Linked DNA regions of Homo sapiens: region 1 is linked to region 2. A link is a contact called in ENCODE Hi-C or POLR2A ChIA-PET data. All regions are on one chromosome and are shown on one strand. The core of a region is the stretch at or near the end of the contact, and the rest is flanking DNA. Distances in the headings are between cores, read along the strand shown. Region 1 holds the start of GCNT1 (glucosaminyl (N-acetyl) transferase 1). Region 2 holds the start of PCSK5 (proprotein convertase subtilisin/kexin type 5).

Region 1 (6,643 bases), core at 3,932-6,431, 570 kb before region 2:
TGCCTGTAGTCCCAGCTACTCAGGAGGCTGAGGTGGGAGGATCACCTGAGCCTGGGAGGTGGAGGTTGCAGTGAGCCAAGATGGTGCCACTGCATTCCAACCTGGGCAACAGAGTGAGACCCTGTCTGCAACAAACAAACAAACAAAAAGTGGGTTTCCACTATGCTGACATTAAAGTCCAAAATCCTAAAAATGACCCAAGACATATTTTACTCTTGATCTCAACTCTTTCAGCCTCTAAGTTTATCCCCTAATGTACTTCACTAACTCCTACTAATCCTTCAGCCTTTTTTTTATTATTATTTTTACAAAAAAAAAAAAAAACAAAAAAAGAGATGGGAGTCTCGCTATGTTGACCTGGCTGGTCTCAAAGTCCTGGCCTCAAGCGATTCTCCCATCTCAGCCTCCCAAAGTGCTAGGATTACAGGTGTGAGCCACCATACCTGCCCCCAGGCCTTATTTTAAATATCATTTTTTAAGCAGGTCTTCCCTGAACAGTCCCTCTCCCCTCAACCAGGTTAGGTCTCAAGGTCACATGCTCCCCTAACACCCTGTGCTTTCCTAAGTACCACTTAAGATTGTGATAGCCTGAGCCGGTGTGACTATGTGTTTGGCTCATAAGCTCATAAAGGCAGGGACCCTCCATCTTGTTCACAGCTGTGGCCCTGGAGCGAGCAATGCCGGGCATCTAACAGATGCTCAGTAAATAGTTGTTCAATGAATGCCTGAATAAATAGGTTGCTCCAGTACCCATGACTCTAATGAACAAACATTTGGCTACCTCTTTAGCAAACGAAAAATCAATCATGGGAGGATTTCTTAGTAACATTATTGCATTGATGACCAAATACATGCAGACTCCTCATTGGAAACAGAAGAACAATCAAGGAAGCAGAAACTCCAGGTGCCTAGTGGCAGCAGTAACATTTCACGGTTTAGATTTGCATTTGTGACCACAACCTTACTCTTAGCTATGAATAAAGAGTTTCACCAGGGCCAGCTCATGGGTGGGCAACCAACGCAGTCACACTGGGCCGTGCTTGGCTTAATGCTCTGTGGTCACCATGTTCAAATTCTTAATTTTTTTAACAAGGGGCCCCACAAATTATGTAGCCAGTCCTGAGTTTTACAAATTAGTTTGATTTCTGGAAGGGAACAGTGGATAGCTAATCCCCAGCTAAGGAGGCATCCTCCATAATCAAGGTTGTTTTCAACCTCCCTGAGCACATGTAAGTCCTAAGAAAGAGGGTTACATTTCTAGGACATGTTTTCTTCTGATATAAATTATATCATACATTATGTAGCGCTCCCTTTGAGAAAGTCGAGATTTTTCAGATTACAGAAATACACAGCAGTCTTCGTTTTATTGCTGTTAGCTAAAAAGAGGTTAATTTTTCTTAAAACTAAATTCTACTTAAAACTACCGTAGAATTCCTTTTTCATTTTCAACTTTTTAAACTTTATGAAATTTAACAAATACACTGAACGCTTGAAATTTCTTTGGAGATAGAAACTGGCAGGGCATGCTTCTCAGAATAGGAAAAAGAAAAAAAAAGAAACTGGCAGGACACATTGGCCATTCACAAAGAACACTGGTTTAGTTATCTTTATGATAAAGGTGTTTCAAGGCGTCAGATGTTTAAATTTACAAATAGCTTCTCTAGTCCTGAAGAGTTTCAAGTTAATTGTTAAGCTTATAAATGTTTAGACCATCTCAGAAACATTTAGACCATCTTAAATATAGGTTCATTTTGTTCCTCAACCAAAGATGACTTTGTTCTCCGGGGAACATTTGCCTATGTCTGGAGACATTTGGGGTCATTTAACTGCAGGGAGGGTGCACTGGCATTTAGTAGGTAGAGGCCAGAGATGCTGCTAAACATCCTGCAATGCACAGGACAGCCCCCACAACAGAATTTAACTGGCCAAAAATGGCAAAAGTGCCACAATTGAGAAAGGCTGGTCTAAACATATATGGCATTTGCCTCAGATAGGAAACGTGACAGCACTAAGCCACAAATCCAGTGACAAAGCCAAGAATACAGACAGTCTCCACAAGAAACACATATGGTTATATGAACAGTCATTTGGGAACTCCCTTTTTAAGACAGGGAGTTAGACATTTGACATACTGACCTGGAACCATGAATACATTTCTCATTAGAATAAATAAAAATAGTGACAAGAGTCCTTGGTTGGCTCTATAAAAAAAAAAAAAATACAGTATAGCTGAAATACCACACACTTCATAGAAAACAGAATTTGACAGTCAGAAGGGATCATTTCCAGTAGTAATTTCTGTTTTCTACCACTTCATTTCATGAAAAATGTACAATATCTACATCACAGTTCAGAATTTTCCATTCATCGGAGAATATAATCACCGTGTACAGTAGCAGTTTTTAAGGCAGAGTTTTGCAAACAGATGATGCATGAAACAAATTTGATTTTATTCTTTGTGGGATTTTTGTTTTGAGACGGAGCTTCACTCTGTCGTCCAGGCTTGAGTGCAGTGGCACGATCCCTGCTCATCCTAACCTCCGCCTCCCGGGTTCAAGCAATTATCCTGCCTCAGCCTCCTGAGTAGCTAGGATTACAGGTGCCCACCACCACACCTGGCTAATTTTTGAATATTTTTGTAGAGATGGGGTTTTGCCATGTTGGTCAGGCTGGTCTTGAACTCCTGACCTCAAGTGATCCACCTGCCTCAGCCTCCCAAAATGTTGGGATTACAGGTGTGAGCCACCATGCCCAGGCTCTTTGTGTGTGTTTTTTTTTTTGAGACAGACTCTCGCTCTGTCACCCAGGCTGGAGTGCAGTGGTGCAATCTCGGCTCACTGCAACCTCCGCCTCCCGGGTTCAAGCAATTCTCCGTCTCAGCCTCCCGAGTAGCTGGGATTACAGGCGCCTAGCCACCACGCCCAGCTAATTTTTGAATTTTTAGTAGAGACACCATCTTGGCCAGGCTGGTCTTGAACTCCTGACCTCGTGATCCACCCGCCTGGGCCTCCCAAAGTGCCGGGATTACAGGTGTGAGCCACTGCGCCCGGCCCTCTTTGTGTTCTAAAAAGGAAAAAATATGAGCCAATATTTAAAATCAGGCTTTACATTTTTTATTTTTAAGTAAAAGTTCTCAGCTATTCGTGGAAAAAAAAAAAAAAAAAAAAAGCTGCCTACACTGTATGGCTGAATGGGAATTCCTGCATGGATACTCGGTGGAAATGGCCAATATCCACCCAGCCTTAGCAGGTTCCTCTGCAGTCACCTGGGCCCAACCAAGCACTCTTGTGCATTACCTGTTTAGTCCATGTGGATAAAGTGGATTTTGTGATCCCAGTTTTAGGGAAAAACGTTTTTCTTACTGTTAAGCAATTCAATTACAAACGGAAAAGGAGTAACTCCTTAAAAAGTGAGTGGAAGCATTGCTATCATTAATCAAGAATGAACTATAATTAATGAAGGATAGAATCTAGTACAAACTTGGGGCCAAGGCTAAGGAGATCCTTTACAGGGCCAAGTTGAAGGACGGGCAGAGGAGGTGGCAGTGACCGTCAAACCCTCATCATGAAATGGAAAAAATATCAACCTCTCGGCCAATAAAACTTTTTAAAAGTAAATTCATAGTTTGGTATATTGTATTTTAAAATAAAGGAGTTTGCCATTTCTAAGAAATCAGTTTCCCAAAACTACCATTTTAAGGGCCCGAAAAAAATTCCTTTAAGAAAAAGCAGGTATCTACACAGTCTGAGTTTTCCTCCCTGCTAGAACTGAAATCTGTTACGAAAGCCTCCAGCAGGGGGGCCTGCCTGGAATTGCCTAAGCTCCTAGCAGGTAATTTACACTGATCTTTAAAAACTACTAAGCCCTCCTCCTCCCCTCTATAAAACAAACCGGCCTTTCAGAACAGCTCTGGAAGGGGGGCAGAATGCCAGACGAAGAGACAACTTCCAGACCACGTCTCTCACCTCCCACCCATCAAATTCAGCCCACAAAAAGCTGTGGCCGCATTCTCATCTCAAGGCACCACGGCTTTCTTTGAACACCATATATCTTCCCAATTGGCCTCTTGCCCCATTATGTGTAAAAAACCGACTCTCTTTTCTGCAGAAAGAAATAACAAGGCAAAGGGTGTACAGGGCAACGTTTATATGCATCTACAGCATGCCAGGTGCCTACAGAACCTACCTCGGCCTAGGCGGTCCGTGCCCTAGCCGGGATCTGCAGGCGCCCTCATCCACGCTGGGAGACGGGAAGAGGAGAGGGAGGCGTGACAGGCGAGGGTGCCTGTGCTGCGCAGAAAGCGCTGCCAGGAGAAAAGAAGCAGTGAGCAAGGGCTTCTTCCATTTCAAAAACCTAATAACCAAAACTTGGAGGAATCTGCCTGAGATACTTAAAAAAAAGAGGAAAGAGAAACCTAGGAGGGGGTAAAATGCTTTTAAGACGAATCACTTGTTTTCGTAATAGACCCTGCGCGCGAGTTTCCTAGACTGCCGCGAGAAGAAGGAAAGCGAGGGAGCAGGAAAGGAGAGGCTTCGGAGCCCCTAAACTAACGTCTCTTTTCTTATTAGTAATAGTTTGCTCCAGGGTGAGTCATTTATTATCCTAGCGTTGGCCTCTTTATCAGTAAAGTAGGGGTGAAAATGCATCTTAGCCGGGCTGGCGTTAGGATTCAATGAAGTTAAATGAAGTTAAGCCCCTGGCACCCATGGGATGGCAGCGAGTCTGTTCGTTCCCTGCCTATCCACGCCCGCAGCCAACCCCTCCGACATCTAAGCTACACGGACCAGGGGCAAGAGGCCAGAAAGTGACTTTCAGGGGACACGGGGCACCGGCGTCCCAGCCCCACTGAGCGGACGGAAAATGAAGGTGGAAGGAAGAGGCGCCGCTCCATTCCGGTCCCGGGCGCACCCCGGTTCTGCTTCCTCCTCCGCGGGGGAGCCCAGCCCGCCCGGGGCCACGGGGCACTGGCTGAGAGCCGGCTCCCTCCCACCCATCCTTCTCAGCCTTCCCCCACCGCCGGGCGGCCGAGCAGGGGAACACGAGGGAGAGCCGGTTACCTGGAGTGGGCGTCTGACCCCGGAGTCTCAGGAGGATGCCCAGCCGCTCCTGCTCCACCAAGCTCCCGCCCCGCGCCGCGCTCTAGGCGCTCCGGAGCTGCGCCTGCAGCCCTCACACCAGCGTGGCCCGCCCCGGGGCCGCCCCCAGAGGCCCCGCCTTTCTAGGCCCCGCCCACCACGTCCCCGCCTCGCCCACCTGCGCGAGCTCGGGGCTGGGGACTTGCTGCGGACTCGCGGTTCCCGCCTACAGGCGAGGGCGCCCTCTGGGCACTGACGTGGTCTGGGAGTAGCGCTGCGATCCTAGTGCTTCCTCGCTCCTCTTCCTCACTGTGCTCTGATTCTTAAGAGGTGTGTGAGCGGCGTCTTTTTAAACATTTTATGCCTCCCTTCCTCGAAAGCAGGAAACTCGAGAAATGCTGCCTTTTCTGATTTTAAACATGAAAATATGTTACAGAACAACAATAAAATTAAATTCCAAGGTTCTCGATATGTAAAGTTTAGAGATAACCATGTAGGTGTTTTTTTCTCTCCCCTAACGAACCTTGCTTCCTAAATTTAGCATTTAAGAACTCATTACATTCATGTGTATTTCCACATAAAAATTAAGATCAAATTAAACTGTGGAACAATCCACAGTGCTGTGGAAAGTAGGAAAAAACCTTCCCCGCCCTTATAGCACAGATCTTTGTGTCAGTTATAAAAGTTGACACAGTTCTCTTTGTAACAAGGGGAATATTGTGTCTGTGTCTTCTTTCGTTGGATTTTTAGCTCCTAGAAAACAGAACGAGGTCTTATTTGTTTCCATGTTGTTTAAAAAAAATTCTGGCCGGGCGCGGTGGCTCACGCCTGTAATCCCAGCACTTTGGGAGGCCGAGGCGGGCGGATCACCAGGTCAGGAGATCGAGACCATCCTGGCTAACATGGTGAAACCGCGTCTCTACTAAATATACAAAAAATTAGCCAGGCGTGGTGGCGGGCGCCTGTAGTCCCAGCTACTCGGGAGGCTGAGTCAGGAGAATGGCGTGAACCCGGGAGGCGGAGCTTGCAGTGAGCCGAGATCGTGTCACTGCACTCCAGCCTGGGCAACAGAGCGAGACTCCATCTCAAAAAAAAAAAAAAAAAAAAAAAAATCCAACTCAGAGGCCATTAGACTGTGATATGTTTGACACTTGCCTGATTTGTCAACAAAAATTAACATAAGATGATGGTATAGAGGAAGAAAGACTTCCCCTCTACTCTCTGAGGCTTGGATAACTAAGTCTATGAAATAAATTGACTGCAGGTAGATTAACAAGAGAAAAAGTACACAGATTTCGTGTAGGGGGTATCACAGAAAAGAAAAACTAATATTCCCTCTGCCTCCCCCAACAAAAACTGAGATTTTAGGAGCTTGTGTATCCTCTTCATTGGGGAGGGACAATTTAGGGGAGAGGAAATGATTTTGGGAAAAACTCCTGAACTCCTTCAATGGCTAGCTTTGTTTAATATCTCATGAAATTTTTCATGAGCAATTCAAGCATAATTGTTAAGAGCAAGTAGATTAGGTAAATGTAAATGGAATAAAAGTTTATAAACTTTTAAAAATA
Region 2 (6,578 bases), core at 1,851-4,350:
CTGTAAAACCACAATAAATCATCCTTGGTGTTATTTGTATGTAAACTTTCTTAGCATTATTATTTTTAATGAGAAGCCATGAATCTTCACTATAAGGCCTTTTGTAAATAGTCAAGCAGAGGTTGCAGGACATTGCAATGTTTGCTTGTTCAAAAGTGGATTTGGTGACAATTTCTCCCATCTCGCTATGCCAGATTCTGTCATATACCAGTTCTGCTCAATTAATTCAGAAAGGTAACAGCTGTTTCTGCCCTTGTTAAAGTCAAGAAAGCTAGGTGCGTTTGAACTAAATATCTGTGAACTGAGACCAGATATTTGCTTCCAGCCTACTGAGCCATTAAATCAGAATTCAAGGAAATGGAGATTTTACTTCCTTCCTCCTTCATCATGGCATGGAAGGGTTCCCTAAAAGGCAGGATCCATGGGGGACTGGGCCTGCAACAGTCAGAGTAGCAGGTCTGAATCACTGCTTTGCCACTGTCTAGCTGGTCTCGGTTTCCTCATCTCCTGTGTGTGAGGTAATATTCACCAAACAAGGTTGTTTTGAGATTAAGAAAGAAGGGTATGTTCAAGAATTTATTCCTCCAAAAATGCCTGGTCATGTGTGAGATGTTCAATGTTAGCAGAACCCGAGATGAATCTCTGGAAAGATTAATAGTACTAGCTACTTTCAGTGCTAGCCTCCCCAGTTCCATTCCCAGGGCATAGGCAGTGCCCAACTTTAAGTTCATGTAAAAAGACCTGAACGGACTCAGTGTTTTCTTCCAGAGAAAAAGAAGCCAGTAGAATCCCAACGAGCCTTTAGAATGGAAATCTTCCGCAGATAACAGTCACTCAAGCAACAAAATCTGGCTGGCTTCCCTTACTTCCTTAGTTCCAGGGGCAGGAGGGAATACAAACCGTGCCCCTTGCCCTAGTCTCAGTTCTCCACAGGGCTGGCTTCTCTGGAATATGTCCTCCCTCTGGGCGGGCAAAGAGCAAGATCTTGTGCTCTTGCTCCTCTGAACACTCCCCGCACTCCCCAGCTCCTTCTAAACGCGGCGACAGCAGCTCTGCCTCCTCTCCAGGTGCCGCATCCCCCAGGCGGCGGGGAGGAGGGGCGGGGGGTGTCCCCGGGTTCCTGGGCGTGGAACGCAATGGCCTCAGAAACTGTCCGTACTCTCCCACTCCGCCGGCACCAGCCAGCACCTCCCTCTCCCTTCCCCCTGGCAGAGCACGCAGGGTGCGTGCACCCCGGGCAGTCCCCAAAGCGCGCCTGCTGGAAAGGCGCCATCCATCATCCTCACCTCCCATTCCAGCGGATTCTCGCCTGAGCCCAGCCAGGGCCCGCCCCTCCGGCCAACCCCAAAGATGCTTGCGGTGTGTATGTGGAGGGGGGTACTTTCTGGGACCCACTTTCATAGCCCTCTCTACCCCCATTTCTCGCAGGGGTGTCGGGGGAAGAGAACCAGAAAGCCAAGACCACTGAACCCGGAGTACTTCCAAATCTGTTACGCTTCCAATCATCCTCATAGCATCACCTTAGTTTATGGGCATTTCTCCCTAGCAGGAGAGCTCTGCCAAAAGCCCGAGAGCGGCACCCCACAAAAACCCCGCGCCCCTGCTGCCTGCCCAACTCTCGCCCCACGGCGCAACCTCCCGGCCCGGCACCTTCCGTCCCGGGGTAAGACTCCTCGTTTTCCCGGAGCGGAACCCAGCCAGCCGGTTTCGGAAGTTTCCCACCTCCCCACTACAACTCCCTTCCGGGAGCCCCCACGCGGACCTCGCTTAAGGCGAGAAAGCCTAGAGGTCTCCCCTAAATCTGCACTCACACCGGGGCCGGCCCCCTCTTCCCTCCCCCTCCTTTCTCCTCCCTTCCAGCTCCAGTCCCCGCGCCTCCGGAGTCTCCAGCGCCAGAGGTTCTCTCGCCCAAGAGGAAACTTCTTTCTGGGCTAAATTCAGGTCCGAGCAGGAAAGGCTTTCCCTTCCCCGCAGGCATCAGAGGCGCGCTCACCCCCTATCCCCCAAAAGACCTAATTTCCCCCTCTCCCCACGATCACCCTCTCTGAGACTGCCTCAGATTACTAGTGCTACTCGACTTTTCAGGTCAAAAGGTCCAGCCGTCTCTGAAGCCACCACGGGGGCACTCTGGATTTTTCCCGAGACCCTACCAGTCCCGCGTGGCTTGGAAAAGACAAGTAAACAAAACACGGACCCGGCAACTCTGGGGTGTGTGTGTGTGTGTGTGTGTGTGTGTGTGTGCGTACGCGCGCGCGCGCAGGAGACAGAGCATCGCCCAAGAGTTAGGGCAACAGCTGCTAGAGCACATCTGGAAGAGGGGGAGGGGGTTCCACGCAGAGGGGACAAGAAGCCCCCAGTGGCTTCAGGGCCGAGGGCTGGGCTAGCCTGTAGTTCGTTACCTGTCCTATGTTGATGAATCCGTACTTGCTGGCGATACGGTTGGCCTCCGGGAAGCCCCCGGCGATTTTGACTGCCCAGTGGTTGGTGTAGACGCGCGTCCGACACACGGGGAGCAGGCAGCCCCCGAGCAGCGCCAGCACGCACAGCAGGTCCAAACGTCCCGGGCAGCAGCAGCGGCTCCCCCAGCCCATGGTCCCGGCGCCTCGCTGCTCCCTCGCTCGCTGGCTGGTTCCGCGCACTAAGGGCGCGCACAACTAACTTCTCCGGCCTGCGCCGCCCGGCGAGCAGCCCCGGGCCGCCGCAGCTCGCAGCCCCGGGCGATCGGCAGGAGGCGGCTAGCCCCGGCAGGGAGCAGAGCAGCGAGCCTTACGCCGGCTCCTAGACCATCCCTGGGGCTGCCGGGACCTGTGCTCCCAGCTCTCCGGCCCGTGGGGCGCTCGGCGATGCTCCCCGGCTCGGACGCAGGAGGAGGCTGAGTGGGGCGGGCGTCCTCCGCAGTTGGGTTTCGCCCGGCTTGGCTCCCGGACTCTCCGACTCGGTCTCGCTCCTCCCGGGGCCCCCGAGCGCGGCGGAGATGACCAGCGGGAGCGGTACAGGCAGCGACCGGGCGCCCCCTCTGCTGGCCCGGGCTCCAAACGCTCGCTTGCTCGCTCCCAGCGCTCCCTCCGGCTCCGAGCAGCGCGCGAGGATTCTGAGTGGCAATGGCAGCAGCTCCTGCTCTGCATAAATGACTTCCCCCGCCCCCCTTAACACCCCTCCTTTCCCACATCGCCCTCCTCCTCTCCCTCCTCCGCCCTCTTGAAAGCGGCCGCAGCCAGGCGCTGACGAGGTCCTAGCGCCTCCGGGTTCGCCCAGCTGTAACCTCCAGGGTTCCGGGCAGTAAAGGCAAGTCTTTCCAAAGGACTGAGAAGAGCGCTCCGAGATCGTGGTTTTACTCCCTTCTCTTCCCTCCCTGCTGGATTTGTATGAATTTACCGCCACTTCCCGAAAGACTAAAGAAATTTACACGCCGGTGCGAATTAACCGCCCTGAAGATTCATTCATCCTCGTTCTAAACGTCCTTAAATAACTAGGCATTTAAGGAGGTCACTTACGTGTCAATTGCCGAACAAATAACTCGAGATTTTCACTTCGTTAATTCTTCATGCTTTTCAGCAGCTGTTTATTTTACACTTTCTGCTCCCGGGAGAAGCTACCACACAGGACAGTAAGTCGCATCGACTCCTAGAATTGGCTCGAAAGCCAAGTCTGTTGCCTGCTCACTTTCGAAATCTGCGATACTAGGCAACGCCACGGGAGAGTACAATTCCGGCCTTGGAAGTGAGGAAAGATGTTTCTATGAATATTTGGTGTGCTAGTGGATGGACATGTTGGGCCAAGGAAATAACTCCATTCATTTGTTGGATTGCGTCTGACGAGGGCTTCTTTTTCTCCACCAAGGGAAAAGTTTCCCAACTTTTCCAAGCACAGTCCTGTAACAGTGAAAGACTTTAATATGAAAAAGACCACAGAGGAAGTTCAGATGAGATATGTGGCGGCGTCACCTTCATTACTCTATCATGCACTGTGACTGCAGCAGGCAGGAGGGAGCTCAAATTAACCCTCTTCTCGCTTCTCCTTTACAACCTCCCTGCCTTCCTGGAGCGGGGGTGGGGCACAGGGTGATTTACTGTGACAAGAAAAATTATCCCGTATGAAATAATTCAACTGACTTTAAAAGTATTCACTATATCCCTAACTGTCCTCCTTTCTCTCCTCCTACCATGCCCTATTTCTTTCTTCCTGTTAATTTAAATGTGTTTGAGATTAATTAACTCATCCCACCTATAGCTTTTGGTACTGATTTTTTAAAATCTGAAAGATACCTGCAGACTTAAAATTCCACTAGTACCTTTGAGCATAGCATTTGACATTTTACATATTGTATAAGGTATGCTATATTATTTAATCTTGAAAACAAACCCACAAAATAACATCATCCCCACATTATAGCTGAAGAAATAGAAGATCAGAAGAACTAAAACATGTGCAGAAGTGTATGTATTTTATTCGTTTATTTATTTGACTGATTCAACACATCTGTTTTGAGCACCTAGCATGTGCAATGAATTGTGCTGTACACTGGAGAAAGGGGAAGGGGGAGGCACAAAAAATTAGTGGAATTCAGAATCTCTGAATACTGTAGAGTAAATGTGGTTTATTATTGAAGGTATGTATGTATGTATGTATGTATGTATGTATGTATGTATGTATGTATGTATTTTTGAGACAGAGTCTCGCTCTGTCGCCCAGGCTGGAGTGCAGTGGTGTGATCTTGGCTCACTGCAGCCTTCGCCTCCCGGATTCAAGCGATTCTCCTGCCTCAGCCTCCCCGAGTAGCTGGGATTACAGGCTGGCTAATTTTTGTATTTTTAGTAGAGACAGGGTTGGCTGGTCTCGAACTCCTGATCTCAAATGCTCTGCCTGCCTTGGCCTCGCAAAGTGCTGGGATTACAGGCATGATCCACCATGCCCGTCCTATTATTATTATTATTATTATTATTATTTATTTATTTATTTTTTTGAGACGGAGTGTCGCTCTGTTGCCCAGGCTGGAGTGCAGTGGCGCGATCTCGGCTCACCGCAAGCTCCGCCTCCCGGGTTCACGCCATTCTCCTGCCTCAGCCTCCCGAGCAGCTGGGACTACAGGCGCCCGCCACCAGGCCTGGCTAATTTTTTTGTATTTTCAGTAGAGACGGGGTTTCACTGTGTTAGCCAGGATGGTCTCGATCTCCTGACCTTGTGATCCGCCCGCCTCGGCCTCCCAAAGTTCTAGGATTACAGGCGTGAGCCACCGCTCCCGGCCCTATTATTATTATTTTTAAGAGGAAAACATAAGCACTATGCTTGTGCTTTAGAGTTTTGGTACAGTCTCCCTGCTAGCCAGTCCCTGTAGACACATCTCTTCCTGCTTCCCTAGCCATGGAGTCCGAAAGCTCACAATCTATTACAACACTGTTAACTCTGACAATCTGCATCTATGCATAGGGACATTGGATTACCCCTCTTGAAGATGGTAAATTTCAGATGGGATAAGACTTCAGTCAAGGTCCACATCTCAATACACATATAAGGGACAGTCAATCTCTCTTTTTTTTTTTTTAATTCAGAATTGTGGGCATTTCAGGTAGGAGGAAGGACCTGTCTCACCGTGATCCACAGAAGGGTTGCCACTACATAAGGTACTTTGTAACAAGTTTGAAGGATGCCGTACGGGTTTCTCTCTGGGACTCTGGAGCTGTTAATTGTTTAGGACTACAAAGGCAGCACAAAATGCTTCTCTTTCAAAGCCTTGTTGTCTCTGGGCTTCAAATTCTGAATGAAATGGAGAGGAATCACTGCACCCGGTTTTCTGGAGCCTGGAGATTTTTTTCTTGGGGTGGAAAAATTGATCATTAATATTTTTTTCTCCATGGTGTCTTTCTCTTTTTCTTTCCACTAGCACTCTTTCCTTCTGTGAGCATGCCCTGGTTGGCACACACAAATGTAACATTCACTGCATTGAACATGAGAGAAAATTGGAAAATGAGGTAGGAAGTGGGCAAACCACTTTTCTGCTTTGTAAACTAATCCCTGGGCCAGCATTTAAACTTACTCAAAGGGCATATTCTTTCATTTCAATGCATATATATTTTAAAGGGAAAAACCTAGCCCTGTTTTTTTTTTAAAAAATGAGTTGAACCCTCATTCATCTGTTAAATCAAATGTATGGATGTAGACTCATTCCTCTTACTATCCATAGCTTTTGCAGTTATATCACAGTTCCATTATAAGTCCATTCTCAAAAAGTGTGATTCTTAAACCTAAATGATATCAAAGAAGTCCCACTTCCATTGATGAATAGACATATTCTGCTTCCTCCTTTGGGATCTACTTTAACGATCTCATTAGCTTCCTTGGATAGAGCCTTGTTGGCCAAGAAGGAAGCTTGCAGATAAGCACCAATAGCAACAGCAAAGAATCTGTCATATTTCATGACCTTATGCTCTGATGGTTATGACAGTCAATTCTATTACAAATGTCTCAGTAGCCAAAGGAAGGAGGAACTGATAGACTAGTAGTGGTTGATAGAAAACCATTCCTAACATTGTAAAGAAGCAAAAATCCAAGTCTTGCATGAGTGTTTTCTTTTTGTATGC

The links. A loop is a pair of places that touch in the nucleus more often than their neighbours do. ChIA-PET counts read pairs that join two places held with the same protein, here RNA polymerase II (POLR2A). Pooled maps may share reads with other maps.
Region 1: a map of endothelial cell of umbilical vein shows a loop between it and region 2 (5-fold over the local background). The contact joins the promoter of GCNT1 here to the promoter of PCSK5 in region 2. A Hi-C loop is called at or near these places in 4 of 168 maps with a recorded cell type or tissue (CD8-positive, alpha-beta T cell, endothelial cell of umbilical vein and naive thymus-derived CD4-positive, alpha-beta T cell) and 7 of 50 pooled maps. POLR2A ChIA-PET finds 5 or more read pairs at or near these places in 2 of 52 experiments (H1 and activated T-cell).

What each region holds. Positions count from the first base shown.
Region 1 is chr9:76,457,720-76,464,362 of GRCh38, reverse strand. It overlaps GCNT1 (glucosaminyl (N-acetyl) transferase 1), which reads right to left and starts at 5,181. Exons shown (of 4, transcript NM_001490.5): 1 at 5,058-5,181; 2 at 4,186-4,303. RefSeq lists silencers at 911-960, 3,797-3,866, 4,857-5,396 and an enhancer at 4,137-4,246.
Region 2 is chr9:75,887,195-75,893,772 of GRCh38, reverse strand. PCSK5 (proprotein convertase subtilisin/kexin type 5) reads right to left here and starts at 3,100. Exons shown (of 38, transcript NM_001372043.1): 1 at 2,400-3,100. The coding sequence starts at 2,591.